Regions from separate parts of the Homo sapiens genome. Here region 1 is linked to region 2. Evidence: read pairs that join two places in POLR2A ChIA-PET (ENCODE). Cell type or tissue: OCI-LY7. All regions are shown on one strand. Links, peaks and the distances in the headings refer to the core of each region. The heading gives the core; the rest is flanking DNA. Region 1 overlaps SV2C (synaptic vesicle glycoprotein 2C). Region 2 overlaps IQGAP2 (IQ motif containing GTPase activating protein 2).

Evidence for each region. Peaks named below come from ENCODE experiments on the same cell type or tissue, not always from the same donor. Only the 100,000 strongest peaks of a DNase experiment are listed, where the experiment ranks them.
Region 1: POLR2A ChIA-PET joins it to region 2 with 6 read pairs; 2 of 35 experiments call an interaction of 5 or more read pairs at or near these places.

Annotation. Positions count from the first base shown.
Region 1 is chr5:76,303,050-76,311,388 of GRCh38, forward strand. The region is part of intron 12 of SV2C (synaptic vesicle glycoprotein 2C); the gene reads left to right. It overlaps SV2C-AS2 (SV2C antisense RNA 2), which reads right to left. Exons shown (of 4, transcript XR_001742750.2): 1 at 8,135-8,339. Among named protein-coding and RNA genes, the nearest start is that of SV2C-AS2, 4.4 kb to the right of the region's middle. In OCI-LY7, for the core only: no CTCF peak of the experiment used is centred there; no DNase peak of the experiment used is centred there.
Region 2 is chr5:76,577,958-76,586,296 of GRCh38, forward strand. All of the region lies in intron 5 of IQGAP2 (IQ motif containing GTPase activating protein 2), which reads left to right. Among named protein-coding and RNA genes, the nearest start is that of F2RL2, 41 kb to the right of the region's middle. RefSeq lists an enhancer at 4,270-4,359. In OCI-LY7, for the core only: a CTCF peak has its summit at 5,680 (motif pointing left); DNase peaks (open chromatin) are centred at 4,464 and 5,684; H3K27ac peaks cover 671 bases.

The sequences.
Region 1 (8,339 bases), core at 1,812-5,811, 280 kb before region 2:
CTATTACTGAGCTTGCAGAACCCTGTAGGTACCCCTCCATCCATCTCCCTGCAGAACATCTAACACTCAACCCTGGATGTCTGCTTATCAAATATTCTAGTTCAGACCCTCAGTGACCCACCTATTAAATATTTAGGCTCTGAAAGGAACCATACAATCTTTGTACGGCATCTCCTTCATTCATTCAACAAATGTTAATTCTCTGTCTTTGTGAACGAGGTCCTGCCAGAGTTGGTGCGGCCAAAAGCAAGATTAAGACTCTGCAGCTTCATTGAGCTTTCTTTCATCAACCTCTCATTCTGCAAACAGAGCTTAGATGTGGATTACACTATACGTTTAAAATGAACCCCTCAATTGCTTGAGCCCATTGTGCCACTGCACTCCAGCCTGAGCAGCAGAGAGAACCTGTCTCAAAAAATAAATAATAAAATAAAATAACCTCCTCAATGTTAAAGCAAGGCTAGGTCATAGCCTCCTTCCTTTTTCTTGTATACTATAAGAGTGTGATACTGTTTTAGGAGAATCAGCTGCTTATCCCTCTGCCATAAGGAATAGAAGGATGAGTATTCACCTAGGACAAAAATCTGGCTTAAAAAAAAAAGACCCTCATAAATTGAAATTGGTCAGGTCCTTCCTGTGAGAAGTACAGACCTACGGTGTTTCTGTTGTCAGAAAGGTTAAATATCAATTGAAATAAAAACAAATGTTGCTTATTTGTATTAATTCAGGTCCTCCATGAAGCAGATGTCAGGATGGGATTAAACATGCAAAAATGTTATTAGAGGAAATGACTGTGAGAGAAGATGGAGAGGGAGTGAAGTATGGGAGAGCTGCAATGCAACTCTAAGCCTGAGCGAAGGAGGGAGGAAGGAGTATTTGGGTGGAATCTCCCAGACTATCCAGTAATCTAAGGAAGGTTTGGCAAGGCTGTTGGAGACCCAGGGATCATGACAACATCAGCCTCAGAGGAGTCCTGTGTGACTCAGGAAGCAGCCTGCAGTAATAGTCCTGTCAGGTCCAGTCATTGTCTGGGAGCAGCATGTGGGAAAACACCTCTGTGCACACCAGCACGATAACACAAAGGTCTGCCAGGTGCATTCTCACCGCGGTCACGCTGTTGCTGGCAGACGCTCTCCAGCACTTAAGTAGATGTCATCAGATAATCACAGGAAGTCATTTCCTTTGGTGATCTAGAAGATGACTTGTGCTCCAGAGCAGCGTGACCATGGCCATGGTAAATTCGCTAGTATGAGCTAATTAGTGAGTATCTGAAAATATTTCAGGCTAAAACCTCTTCCACCATTTCCATGTTTCTCTGGGTTGCATTAGGAGGTCTCCACTGATCTCTAACTCAGCTATTAGAGGAAAATCCCAACCAGTTGAGACACTCTATAGCTTCATCTCCCCATGGAGGCAGGATAGAATACAAGAATACAGGAATAGAACACAAAAATTCTGGCTAGAGGCTTTACTTCATTCTCTTGTGTTGCTCTAACAAAGTACCTGAGACTAAGTAATTTATAAAGAAGAGAAATTCATTTTCTCACAGTTCTGGAGGCTGGCAAGTTCAAGATCAAGGCAGGTTTGGTGTCTTGGGTGAGAGCTACTGTCTGCTTCCAGATGTTGCTGAGTCCTTCAGAGGAGACGAACACTGTGTCCTCACATGGTGGAAGGCAGAAGGGCAGGAAGGGCCAAACACTGTGTGAAGCCTCTTTTATGAGGGCCTTAATCCCATTCACCAGGGAGAAGCCCTCATGACCTAATCATCTCCTAAAGGCCCCCCTCTCTTAATACTGGGATTTGTATTGGTTTGTTCTTGCATTCCTATAAAGAAATACCTGAGACTGGGTAATTTATAAGAAAAGAGGTTTAATTGGCTCATGGTTCTGCAGACTATACAGGAAGCATAGGAAGCATAGTGGCATCTGCTTCTGGGGAGGCCTCAGGAAGCTTCCAATCATGGCAGAAGGTAAAGGGGGAGCAGGCACATCACATGTAAAGAGCAGGAGCAAGAGAGCTCAAGGGGAGGTGCCACACACTTTCAAACAACCATAGCTCACAGGAACTCACTCACCATTGCGAGGACAGTACCAAGGGCACAGTGCTAAACCATTCATGAGAAATCTGCCCCCATAATTCAATCATCTCCCACCAGGCCCCATCTCTGACACTGGGGATTACATTCTAACATGAGATTTGGGTGGGGCACACATCCAATCTCTATTAGGATTACATTTGCATTTACTGTGAAAACACTAATGAGGACGTTGTTCATTATAGGACACATCTTCTTCTACTCAGAGTCTACCATGAAGACTGAACATCTCAGGGGTGGGTTCTAGGAATCATTTTGTATTCCTCCACCCATGCTTTGAGAAGCTGTTATGTGTCCTCACTTCATATGATAAAAATTGTGTAATTCTTCACATTTCCTTCTCTGTTGTGCAATCAGGAAGCAGAGAGCCTGTGTCTCTGCTAAATCTGCATAGTCCAGATACTTGTTTCACTCTTCCTTATCTTGATTTGCCCCCTCTTATGCCCATTTTATTAATTTTGTGTCTTTTATAAGTTATCCTACCTAGATCGTTTGATAAAGAGGCAGGAAATTTTGGAATTAAATCTAGATGTACTTACTGAATAGCACTTTTCTGTGCCAAAAAAAATGAAACAACCATTTTTCCATTCTGTAAATGCCATCAACATCCTCCTTTCTTCAAAACCTCAGTATCAAAAATGAGCATAACAATTGCAGTCTTAAACAGATGCATGGTGACATTCTAGCTTTTTCCCCAGATTAGAGAGCACTTACACACTGACTGGGACATGATGATTTAAGGGACACAAAAAGAGGTGGGAGGGGACTGAACATTCCAACCCTCTGGACATATGGTTGGTTTTTCTGGAGACCAGCCCAATCCAGAAGCTATCTAGGATCCCCTCAGCCAAGAGTCATCTCATTAGCCTACAAAAGACACTCTTTTGGTGGAGCAGGGGGAAGGATGGGGTCTCCCTCTGTTGCCCAGAGCTACAATCTGTAACCAGAGCTGGAATGCAGTGATTCAATCATAGCTCACTACAGCCTCAAACTCCTGCGCTCAAGTGATCCTCCCCCATCAGCTTACAAAGTAGCTGGAACTACAGATGTGTATCACCATGCCAGGCTAATTTATTTTATTTTTTTTTATTTTAAGAGATGGGGTCTCACTGTGTTGCCCAGGCTGGTCTCAAACTCCTGGCCTCAAGCAATTCTTCTGCCCCAGCCTCTGAAGTAGCTGGTATTATAGGTATGACCCATTGTGCCAGGCTCCAAAAGATACTCTTATCCAAGGGTTTTAGGAGCTCAATGCCGGGAACTGGGGATGAAGACCAAATACTTATTCTTTACTTATACCTTATATTTAAGGCTGGAGATTATTACTAAAGTGCAATTTATTATCCAGAGGATTTAGCTATGCAAAAGGTGGGAAACTGTACCCCTGGACAGCAAATCAAAAACAAATCTACATTCCCTAAAACCTTAGCTGCTAGTTATAAGCATGACCTCAAAACCAGAAACCATCAGGGAGAAGGTTAAAAGAATTCTCTGGGTAAAACAAAATGTGAATTCCACACAGCAAAAAATACCATAGGCACATATAAATGATAAATTGAGGGCAGGAGGGGGTTGAAACAGAAATGAATTAATAACCTGAATATATAAATTGGAAATTCATAAAGAAATGTCAACAAACACTTAGCATATAAAAATGCTCAGCTTCACTAATAGTAAAAATTAATTACAAATTAAAGCAATTATGACATTTAGCTTTCTCCTATTATTCAGAGAAGACAATATTTAAAAGATAGATAAGATCCAGTGTTCTCTGGGGCAAGTGAGGGGTTACTGCTGAGTCTGTTGTGGGAATTCTGAAAACAGATACCACATTTGTAGAGGGGGATGATCTACAGTCTTAAGTATTTTTTCCCAATAGGAATAAACTATTGATTCCTCTGGTTGCTTTTCAGGTTTTTTCTTTGCCTGCCATGGATTTCTTTGGGTTTACTATGTTTGGGGTTTGCTCAGCTTCTTGAATCTGTAGGTTTACAGCTTTTGCCAAATTTATGAGGTTTTCAGCCATTATTTATTTTGTCAAAAAACAAAATTACAACAAATTTAGTGTAAAGAGCTAGTTGACTTTTATCTGCTATTCTAGAAGCAGGCAACACCTCACTCTATAAAATGGGGTGAGTGCTCTAATGAGCTGAGCAGAGAAAGTTGGCTTCATAGGCAGAAAAGCTCTAAAGAGAGCAGATACAGAGAACAAAAAGCAGATAGCCCTTTCAAAGTCCCTTTCTGTAAAGGGCTAAAACAGAGGGGACTTCCTTATTATGCTCATTTGGGTTGGCCGGAATCACCTGTTTTTTGGAAAACTGGCTCTTTTCAAAGTTCAATTTGATTAGGTGGCACTTAGCCTGAGTGACTCCATTCTGCTTAGGACTGGTCTGCTGTGGCCTAGGTGCAGGAGACTAGCCCAAAACAATGGCCTCCCGTAAAATTTAACTATTTGAATACTTTTTCAGTGCTGCCCTTTTTCTCTTCTGCCTGAACTCCAGCAACATAAATATTAGATCTTTTGTTATAGTTCCGCAGGTCCCTGATTTAGTTTGTTTTCTCTGTTCTTCACTTTAGATAGTTTCCATTGTTCTGTCTTCCAGTTCACTGGTTCTTTCCTCTGTCTCCTCCATTCTGCTGTTGAGCCCAACCACTAAGCTTTTTATTTTGGTTATCATATTTTTCAGTTCTAAAATTTTCATTTAGTTCTTCTTTATTTCTTCTACTTCTTTGCTAGGGCTTTCTATTTTTTCCATTTTTGCCGTGATGCTTTCTAAATTTCATGTGTTTCAAGTGTGTTCATAGTTGCTCATTGAAGCCTTATTATGGCTGCTTTAAAATATTCATCAGATAATTCTAACATCTCTGTCATATCAGTGTTGCCATCTATTGATTGTCTTTTTTCATTCTGTTTGAAATCTTCCTGTTTATTTGTATGACAAACAGTTTCTGATTGGAAGCAGTCATTTACATATTATGTTATGAGAATTTGGATCTTATTTAAGCCTTTTGCTTGAATTGGCTTTCTGTGACTCCTCTCTGGCAAGCGAAAGGGAGGCATTGCCTTATTATTACCAGGTGGACGTAGAAGTCCAGGTACTCCACTTAAGCTCCAGTGACACCCAAGAGTGGGCATTCTCATTACTGCTGGGAGTCCACACTCCCTTCCTGATCATGGATACCATGGGAGGGAGGGAAGGAGGAGCTCATTACCACCCAGCAGGGATGAAAGTCCCAGCTCCTTACTTACCCTTCTCTGATGGCATCCCAATGGTAGTGTTGACAGGTCTTCTTAGTTTCACAAGGGTGGAAGTCTAGGCTACCACCAGACCTTTGCTGATGTAGCTGGCAGTTGAGCTACAATTTTTTCCTGGTGTTTGGTCTGAGGAGAGAGGTTATTATCTAAAAGTTTTCTATCTTGCTAGACTGCCGTTTTCCTGGTCCTTGGGCTAGAGAGAGCAGGCTTTGGTTGTGGCTTTTCTTTTTCTGTGCCTATTGGCATTTCTGGGTTGGCAACTTGTTCGATTCCAAGTCTGAGATCTATGGAGCAGAAGGCAAACGCAGGGAACTCCCCATCCCCAAGCTCCCTAGCAGTTCTGCCTTTTTCCTCTTTCAGTCTTGTTCTGTTTGTTTTATATATAATGTGCAGGATATTTTGTTGTACTTATCAAGAAGAATAAGAAAAGTATATCTATTCCATCTCGGTGTGAATTTTAATACTGTTTGTTTATTTACTCAACAACTATTTTTTTGAGCACCTATGATACAACCGTGAGTAAATCAGTTGTGGTCTTTATTCTCATAAGCACAAGCAAACTTCAGTTGTAATATAGTGGTCAGGGTTATTACATGGGAAGTGCATGATGCTCAGAGCATCAGAGAGGTTTTCTTGAAAGAAGTTCCATTTAATTGAGATCTAGTAGGTGATAACCAGTCAAAAAGATGGAAAGAACATTTCAGTTAGAGCAAATACCAGCTAACAAGCTCTGGAAGTAAAAGAGTTACTCAAAGAACAAGTCATGAAGACTCTTTCACATTGCCTTATTGTGTGGGGACGGGGAGACTTTGAGCTGTCTTACAGAGAATGACAAGATCATTCTTGGCCTTTAGAGAGCTCCCTCTAATGGCCAGAAAGAAGGCAGGGAGGCTGGTTAAGACACTTAAGTTGTAGGTTGGAGGCCGGGCACGGTGGCTCACGTCTGTAATCCCAGCACTTTGGGAGGCCAAGGCAGGCGGATTACGAGGTCAGGAGATCGAGACCATCCTGGCTAACAAGGTGAAACCCCGTCTCTACTAAAAATACAAAAAATTAGCCAGGCATCGTGGCTGGCGCCTGTAGTCCCAGCCACTCGGGAGGCTGAGGCAGGAGAATGGCGTGAACCCGGGAGGCGGAGCTTGCAGTGAGCCGAGATCGCACCACTGTGCTCCAGCCTGGGCGACAGAGCGAAACTCCATCTCAAAAAAAAAAAAAAAAAAAAAAAAAACAGAAAGAAAGAAAGAAAAATGTAGGTTGGAAAGGGGAAAAGTCAACACTCAACATGTTCACAGATATTTAGGGATACATTCAACAAAGCTTGGTGCTTGATTAGATGTTAGGGGGAAGAAAAGAGGTTGTCAAAGAAAGATGATTCCAGTTTCTGCGTGTACAGTTGAGTGAATGGAGATGGCAGGTTTTGTTTATGTTTTTTAATTTTAAAAACCACCTGCAGGAGCACAATGGCATTTTGAGGCTGGGACACAGGAGGGACAGTGGGTCTGGGCTGTGGTCAAGAAGGTAATAAGTTCCATTTTGGACATGTTGAGTTTTTACATCAACCTGGGGCTGTCCGATTGGCATTTGAATATTTTTGTTTGGATGCCAGAAAGATACCTGAGCTGGGGATAGAGAGGTCATTCACTATTTCATTCAAAAAAAAAAAATGATTATGGAATGCATATCCTGTGCCAGGAACTATTTTAGTCATTGGGAGACAGCAGTGAACAAAACAGACAGAAAGCTTTGCCTTGATAGAGCTTATATTCTATAATAGTTTGAGGAAGACAGTCCAACAAACAGATAAGTAAAGTAGATGTAGTATATTGGATGGTGCTAAGTGCTGTAGAGAAAAATAAAGCTACGTGGAGCATAGAGAATGCTGGGGTAAGGAGAGTTACAACTGTAAATAGAATGGTCTAGGGGGATGTGACTGTAAAGCTGACATTTGAGCAAAGACCCAGGCAGACATCTGGAGAGAGTGTATTCACAGCAGAGGCAACAGCAGGTGCAAAGGTCCTGAGGTGGGAGTGTGAGAGACCAGTTGGAAGAGAGGCAAAGCTTGTCTGGCTGGAGCAGAATGACCAAGGTAGAGGGTAAGAAGCCATGGGGTCAGAGTGGACAATAAAAGGGCTTTGGTCTTCTTGCTGAGTAAAATGAAATCCAATGTGGGGTTTGGGGGCAGATGAGTGACATGAACTGACTTATGAAGTCCACAGCAAGAAATGTGGCAAGAGGTAATGGTGCCAATGGAGGTGGTGAGAAAGTGGTTAGATTCTGAAAATATGTCTAAGAGAGAGACCTGGAATAGTTCAAGTCAAAGGAAACAGAAAACAAAGGCCTCCATAGAAATAACATGTCTGAGAGGCAAGAGTTGGAGTCTGGGGGTAAATCCATCAACGTAAGAAAATCCAGAGGTAACACAGATCTGGACTAAGAAATAACAGACACCAGAGTTAGGATACCAGGCCAGGAGACAAGAGTTCAGTGAGCTAGAAACTCAGGCTGGCAGAGTGGAATACAAAAAAACTAGCCTGGAAGCAAGTGGTCAAAGTATTAAGATGTCTTGATCTTCAAAAATGGTGTATGACATTGAGAGAAGGCTTTGCAAGTTAGACTTCCCTATAACCTCTGTGCTTAGGTCAGTAGGGCAGTAGTAGTTTGCAGCTGGTTCTCAATGACATTCATTGGACTGACTTGCCCAGGGCTAGAACTCACCTCAGGTAGAGGCAAGATATCAGAACTGTCTGCAGTGGAAGTTGAAGGCACCTCTCTGCTCATGCACTCACCTTGGTCAGTCACCTCTATCTTGATCCTAAACCTTCTTCCCAACTCTGTAGTAATAGCCTGAGATTCTTGCCAAGGCCAGCTTCCCAGTGCTGTGGTACGTCTGCCACAATGATTGAGATGCAGTGGTCGATGCAGTGCCCTTCTCCCCAAGGCTCTTAATTCTTAGGCGTAGACTTGAAGAAGCCAGGAATACTTGTACTTCTG
Region 2 (8,339 bases), core at 2,773-6,772:
TTGCCAGGCGCTGCCTTCTTCCTGCCCCAGCCTGTGGGCCTGACTTGATCTAAAAAGTTAGCTCTTAGCCCTGACCAAACTTGTCTCCTATTCCCTGTCATCTTGATTTGGGCTTAACAACCTAACTTCTGGGTGCTTATGCTTGCTTCCTGTTTGTATCTGTGTTCCCCTTTGCTGCCTGCCCCTCACCTTATCATTTTATTTCTGATCCCAGTCTCGTGTCCTACCACTCACCAATCCCTGTGTCAGTTTAGCTTGGTGTTCTCAAGCCAGACTCCATGAACATTACCACAGCAGCAAAGGGAGGAAATTCTCAAGCTTCACCTAATGTAGACAGACTCACCTTAGCGGTGGATGGCATCTTTTTTTTTTTTGAGATGGAGTCTCACTCTGTCACCAGGCTAGAGTGCAGTGGTGCAATCTCAGCTCACTGCAACCTCCACCTTCCGGGTTCAGGTGATTCTCCTGCCTCAGCCTCCTGAGTAGCTGGGACTACAGGCACGCACTACTATGCCCAGCTAATTTTTTGTATTTTTAGTAGAGACGGGGTTTCACCATGTTGGCCAGGATGGTCTTGATCTCTTGACCTCGTGATCTGCCTGCCTCAGCTTCCCAGTGTGCTGGGATTACAGGCATCAGCCACCACGCCCGGCCACATCATTCTTTTTCTAAAGAAATGTTTGTCTTTTTCTCATTTTTTCAAAAGTAATGTATGCTCATTGTGGAAAAAATTGGAAAATCCAGGAAGAATGTTAAAGAAAAAGCTAAAATACCCACTATCTCAACACCAAGTAAAAACCACTGTAACTATTTTGATATCTTTGAACTTAAAGTGTATACTGCGTATGGCATGTTTTACTTTTGTGGCTTCTTTTGGAATGTTATAAAGCCTCTGCCTTGAAAAGGAACCAGTTTAAGAGTGAGAGCCTTACTAACTAGTTACTATACTAATTTTTAAAAAATATCTGGAGGCCTTTTACGTAAGGGTAAGAACACTTTTTTGACATGTTGTTTAGTGCCCACCTTATTAAAGATGTATAATAAATGATATTAAACAACTGTTACTTGTTTAAACAGTCATAAAAGTGAGTTCCTTGAAAGAGTTGGAATAATTTAGTAGAAATGATGTTTTGAGTACTTCAGATACCTTAAAGAGCAGGTGAAATGCCCAGGTACGTTATTACAAACTTACTACACTGGAACCTATTCTGTAAGACCCATACTACAAGTTTCACTCATTTTGTTTATTATTTATAACTAGTTTTGAGTTGTCCTTGGCTATTATATTATTTTGATACCTACCCAGAATTGACATAATCTTCGTGGCACCAGAAACAAAAGAATACCCTTTCAAACCTGCCATGATTACAGATCTGGGTTTCGGATGGATCACTTGTGAGTCAGAACATGGCGCAACTTTGGGTTCTTCTCCCATGGCGAGTCAGACCCTGGCCACAGGCATCAGGCTAAACTTTCTTTGTTTAAAAAAAAAAAAAAAAAATCAGACCGCATTTAAGTACCCGGCTTTCAGGTAGGTCTTTATTTACAATCTGGTCCCCACCCCTGCCCCCCTTCCCCATTACCCTGAAATAATTTACTTTCTTAAGTCTCACTTGACCAGCATTGTATAATCCATTGTCCTGTCATAATGATGTATTGGCCTGATCCATTAACATTATTAAAAGCTTATGTATGCCTTTTAAATATTTTTTTTTTAATTAGTTGGGCTTTCTAGAGGTTTTCATCCCCTGGGAGACAAGGGATTGACTGTACCCAGTGATCCTTAGGCTTTTGGGCTGATTTATCATCTCAGATCATGTTTCTAGTCCTGCCTCCACTTAGTTAGTGGATGTGACCACCAGTGCTGGACCCTCTTTCTACCCGGTGTTTCTGTCACCACCTATGCTCCTTGGTTCTTCCTTATCTTGGGGCACTTCCTTTGTTTTCTGGGACTATTTAGTTTACTCAAAGTTCTTGGTCTTTATTCTTTCATGTAGTATAAATAGTATAAAAATATCTATATATAAACAAATATAGGCCAGGTGTTGTGGCTCATGCCTGTAATCCCAGCACTTTGGGAGGCTGAGGCAGGCAGATCATGTGAGGTCAGGAGTTTAAGATCAGCCTGGCCATGATGGTGAAACCTCATCTCTACCAAAAATACAAAAATTAGCCAGGTGTGGTGGCAGGTGCCTATAATCACAGCTACTCGGGAGGCTGAGGCAGGAGAATCGCTTGAACCTGGGAGGCGGAGGTTGCAGTGAGCTGAGACTGTGCCACTGCACTCTAGCCTGGGCAACAGAGGGAGACTCCATCTCAATTAAAAGAAAAAAAAAAAAGCATGGTGGCACACGCCTGTAGTCCCAGCTACTCGGGAGGCTGAGGCAGGAGAATAGACCCAGGAGGCGGAGATCACAATAAGCCAAGATCGCGCCACTGCACTCCAGCCTGGGCAACAGAGCGAGACTCCGTCTCAAAGAACAAAACAAAACAAAACAAAACAAACAAACAAAAAACAGATATAGAAGAAACAAAGTACTTGTGTTTTAATAATGCTCCCCAACTTGTTAAAGTCAATATAAATACACATTCGCTATTTATCTCTTTTTTTTATTACAACTTCCTTTTTGGACACTGTATATTATTCTCTTGATTATTGTTTTGAACCTGTGGCCTTTCTCAGACTTAACCAAGATTAATATCTCTTTCTTTTTGATGAACCAGATTGTTTCAGCTTGGTCAGTCTGAGCTCTTTCTGGCCCACTTCCTTGTCCTTCTAGCACCGTCCCTGACATTCTTTGAAATATCCTTGCTCGTGGTCACAACAGGATGTTCCAGTCCTATCCTGATTATTTCTGCTTTGAGATGTGGAACCACCACTCTCTAGGGATTCCTCTTAAAAGTCATGTGTTTATATTAATTTTTCAAGTTTAACCTTATTAGCTTACTGGATTCTGCTTTTCTTGCTGTCTAGTTCATTTGACCATTGAGATTCTTCTACATGGGCAGCCACAAACGGAAGCTATGTCTGCCTCTCCTCTGTGATAGGATTACTCTTCCCGCTGCTGATACTGTAGCTGTGTCGCAGCAGCCATGTTTTCAGGTGCAATGGTGATGCCATGGCTCTGGCAGACCCACTTCTGGTTCACCAGCCGTCCAGGTACTCTGGGAGCTTTGTGGAGTAGAGTTTGTCTAGCCAGCTCCCACACAGCCAGGTGGCTGTCTTGCTTACCAGGTGGCCTTTGAACCTGCTCCTCAGGCATTAATGCATAACTTTCCTTGTCTTAACACTCTGTTCCCTTAGAACCTTTTCCTTCCCTAAGAAACTGATTGAACCCTTATATCAGATTGATTATATCTCTAACAGTGAACATATTTGCATTTATAAATAAGATTTCCAAAGACAGTTTCTTAGCTCAAAGGACAGGCTCTAATCCTAGGTTCTCAGAAGGGATATCTGGAGATGGCAGTATTTGGAAGTAAGGTGAGGGAGGCAGTTGCACCTGCTTATTTCTTTCAAGTCCTTCCTTGCTCAGAATTCTCTCTGTGCTCTGAACCATTCCTTTCCCTTTCCTCCTCTTTCTGTCCTAAATTAGTATGGTGGTTATGCCTTTCTGTCTTCCTAAATTCTGAGCTCTTAAGAGACTATGAACCACATCTTGTTACTTCATACAGCTTACGTGCTATTGATTCCAAGTTAAAGTCTCTGGAGTTTGTATATTTAACTCTTCAGGAGGTTTAATTGAACTAATTTCTCTATGATAAGGCTACCTCAGGATTCCTTTGGTTTGGGGCTGAAAATTAGGTATAGAACCCTGGATTTTGATATGATATTGGCAGTGATATATGTGACTAAGATGGAAAAATTTGGTTCAGTAAATAAAACTATTTCAAACATGGAGTCTGTGGTGAAATAGAGATTCTTGGCATTGGAAAAAGTAAGAAAACCACTTTGATAGGTTATCAATAAGTGTTTGTATACAAAGGACACATTTATTTAACAAAGAATAGTAAGAACAAAGGTTAACACAAATGGAGCTTTTAACTATGTGCCTGGCACTGCACAAAATACTGTACTGGTATAATCTCATTTTATCTTCATAACATATCTGTGCAGTGGTCACTATTATTACTCCCATTTTATCACCAAGGCAGTTGAGGCACAGAGAGGCTGCCGAAGGTCACACAGTTAGTAAAAACCAGGATATGTGAGAACTGAACCTGTGCTATTATGAATTCAGCCAGCCAATGGCTTCAAAAGAAGTCAATTATTTCCCTACTTCTAAGAAAATTAAAAGAACACTGGTATCAGACTTGAACTTCAGCACAGGCCTCTCAGCTATTATATTTAACATGTTTTAAATGAAGAATCATGGAACTTGAGAAGGGGAAGGGCCTTGGGAAGTTATTGTAGTCTAAGTCATTCATTTCACAGATAAGGGAACTGAAAGCTTGGGTTACGTGACTTGCTCTTAGTCACACACTGAGGTTTTACCAGTTTTGGGACCAGGATTCAGCGCTTCTGGATTCTAGTCCTGTGGTCTTTCTGCTCTACCATGAGGCTTTGATATACAAACATTCATTCCACATGTTATAGTACAAAATGAGCTACACATAATGTGATCCAAGAAAGCTGAAATAAATTTAGCTCCTGCCTTTTAAGTTTGCATTTCATTACGATAGTACCTTTTAGTGTATATCCTGAAAGTATAGAAAAAACTAATACCACTAGTTTTATCTTGAAAGTGGTAGAAAAAACTAATGCCATGTGATATTGGCAGTAATGTATGTGACTAAGATGGAAAAATTTGGTTCAGTAGATAACAACTACTACTACTACTACTACTATATACTACTTTCATGATATACACTAAATGGTATTTTTTAAAACTTTCTTTATTGCTTCCTGGACTTTAAGTGATATTATTTGTACAAGTAGGAGCACATGGGTCAATGAGTCGGTAGCTACCTCTGGGCAACCCCTCCGTTGCTGGCCTCACTCAGCTGCACAGGTGTGCTGTAGCTTTTGGTGTGGTAGGAGGCTTGCTACCTCACAAAAAGTGCTCTCTTAGACATGAGAAGCAAAGGTGACATTAATTCCATGACTTCCTTTGGAATGCTCTCAGCCCTTTGACTTGGCTGTTAGGTACCAAACGGTGCTTAATAAATTAACTGTTGAAGAGCTACATGAGATTGGCACTTTTTCTATTCGATGGGCTTTTTTGTTTTTTAGATTAAGACTTGATTTCCTATATACTTCAGGTAATAAGCAGCCTCATTTGAATTTAAATGCTTGGGAAGGAAGTTTGCTATTGCTGTTTCTTTTCAGCATGGGAATACTGGGTAAACACAGTTTCCTGATAAACATTTGCCCGTTTGAGTAATCAGCTGGGAAGCACCTCCCACACAGAGATTAGGTGTAAAACGCCCATACCATGAAAAGTGATCTTTCCAAAGCTAACAGTTTAAACCTCAACATCAATGATTTAAAAAAAAAGAAAAAAAGTTGAAAATTGAGGCCAAACAGAAACTATACAATATTTTTTTTAATTTTTTAGTAAATGAGATTTTTTGATATATGCAAATGAGATCTTTACCTGATCAATATTAGCTTAAGAAAATATCAGACTTAAATTTAAAAGCAAAGATTCTTCCATGTTCAGAAAGCTAACTTCTCAGCACCACCTTGTGGTAACTTTTACTTAAGCCAGGATGTTTGTTTATTGTAAGATTTATATTAATATTACATTGTACAATGGAGAAATTAAAAATGTAATTGGAAATAGCTATCTAACTTCTTTATCATCAAAGGGGAAAATTAACAGTTTAGTATAAACATTTTACTTCATGTTATCATCAAACCTATATTTTGTGGTAGCCTAAGTACCTTAATTTAGGGATAGCATGGTAGAGAAAATTTTTTTTTTTTTTGAGACACAGAGTCTTGCTCTGTTGCCCAGGATGGAGTGCAGTGGCACAATCGTGGCTCACTGCAACGTCTGTCTCCCTGGTTCAAGCAATTCTCCTGCCTCAGCCTCCCTAGTAGCTGGGATTACAGGCGTGTGCCACCGTGCCCAGATAATTTTTGTATTTTTAGTAGAGATGGGGTTTCACCATGTTGACCAGGCTGGTCTCGAACTCCTGACCTCAAATGATCGCCTGCCTTGGCCTCCCAAAGTGCTGGGATTACAGACGTGAGCCACTGTGCCCAGCCGAGAAAAATATTTTTATATAGGAGCTGTTCCATAAATAGTAATTAAATGAATGAATGGATAAACAGAGCATAATGTGAAAACAGTTGCATCAAGATCATTGAGCACAGCTGTCTTATCCCCTTTCCAAAACTAACATGAAATTAACTACAGTAATAACTTTTAAAAAATACATTTGCGATAAAAATGCCATCTACTAACCAGAAATTTGAACAACCCCTAACATGAAGTAAACAGACAGAATTCGATTGACTGAGAAACAAACTGGGAGAAGATCACAGCCCACAAAACGCTGGGGGTTGCAGCAGAGGTAGGAGCTGTCGTGAGGTTTGCTCCAAGCAAAGGGGACAGCAAGGAAAAGAAGAGCCTCAAAGTGAGCAATCGTCAGCCTAGGACCAGCAGAACTATATGGCCCTTCCCTAAAGCAGCAAGTGTAGATGCTGATAGCGGGATAGCATGCCGGTACCCAAGACAGCTAATGACCTCAAGAAGGAACAGAGAGTCCCCAGTCTGAGAAGGAAAGACACTGGTTCCCTTCTGGCGTCCGTTCCATTGCTCTCTACAGCTTCTTAATGCTGGCTCCTGACATGCGGATCTGCAGTGAATGACCAACAAACAGCAAGTCTCAAACACTAAGATGAGTCCCAGATCAGAAGATGTCAGACATTTGAAGGAAACTGCCACTGAAGGAAGCATTAGATTCACCAAACAGAACCAAGACCCAAGGAACAAATGAAAATATTAAAATATGTGCAATTGATGATTCATTCAATTTATGTTCAACAAATATTTATTGAGCACTTACATTTATACACAGAAGAACCAAAGATAAAACTCTAAGAAGGAAAATTTGGTATAGATAAAATCAGAAAAACAGTTAATAAAATTTGTAGATATCTAAATTATTGGTGGATATAATTAAAAAAGCATGAATCTAAAATTCTAAATTATCTCAATATTCCACAGGTGGGAAAGTTAGAGGTGGAAGCATCTAAGGATAATAGATACCAATTAGTTTAGGCTTTGATAGAAAAATGTAAAAGTATATTAAAACTTCAGCAGGATATTAGTATAGGTAATATATATTAAAGATGCAGCACATTAAGTACTTGAAATAAGTATAAAATTTGTTGCTTGAAGACATTTTATGGATGTCTGCTTACATTTTACTGTATAACATTTTCTAAATTTCACTTTTTTTATAGTTTTCTTTGTAAATTAGGTATATTTTTGAATTTGTAAAAAGAGGAGGAAAGTGCAAATCAGGTAGTATGAAAGAAATTGAAGTGATACAATTATACATTTTTGATTATTTGTTCATCTATTCTCATTTCTTTTTTTCTTTTTTTCTTTTTTTTTTTGAGGTGGACTTTCACTCTTGCTGCCCAGGCTGGAATGCAATGGTGCAAATTCAGCTCACCACAAACCTCCACCTCCTGGGTTCAAGCGATTCTCCTGCCTCAGCCTCCCGAGTAGTTGGGGTTACAGGCATGTGCCACCATGCCCAGCTAATTTTGTATTTTTAGTAGAGACAGGGTTTCTCCATGTTGGTCAGGCTGGTCTTGAGCTCTCAACCTCAGGTGATTTGCCTGCCTCGGCCTCCCAAAGTGCTAGGATTACAGTCGTGAGCCACCGCCCCCAGCTATGTATTCTCATTTCTTAAATGATGGCTTGATCTCCATTCACCCCCCAAATTCTTTTGCAGTTTATCTTGCCTGTTAAATTCTGTTTAATTTTGTCGTTCCCATTACTAGAAAGGAGCAAGTGAAGAGGTTGACATTTCATTGTTCCAAGTAATATGAGCACCCTTTTAACTGGAATTTTTTCCCTATGTAATAATGAGTTGAGAATTGGTTCATAAAATATTATGGTTTTGAAAATGTCAGCATGGTATCTTAATGATCTAGCTTTAATTATAATGACTTGTTGGCATGAACCTTTGGTAGTAAAGTCTTCAGAGGCTGTGTAAAGTAAACAGTTTTATATCCATGATAATGTCTAAAGACCTAGAACTTTAACTAAGGAATGTATCCTCTCTTGCTAGTTTGGGATTATGAATACATAATGGCTATTTCACTTTGAAGAATGTTCAAAGTCTAATATAAAACTTTTTCCTCTGTGGATAAG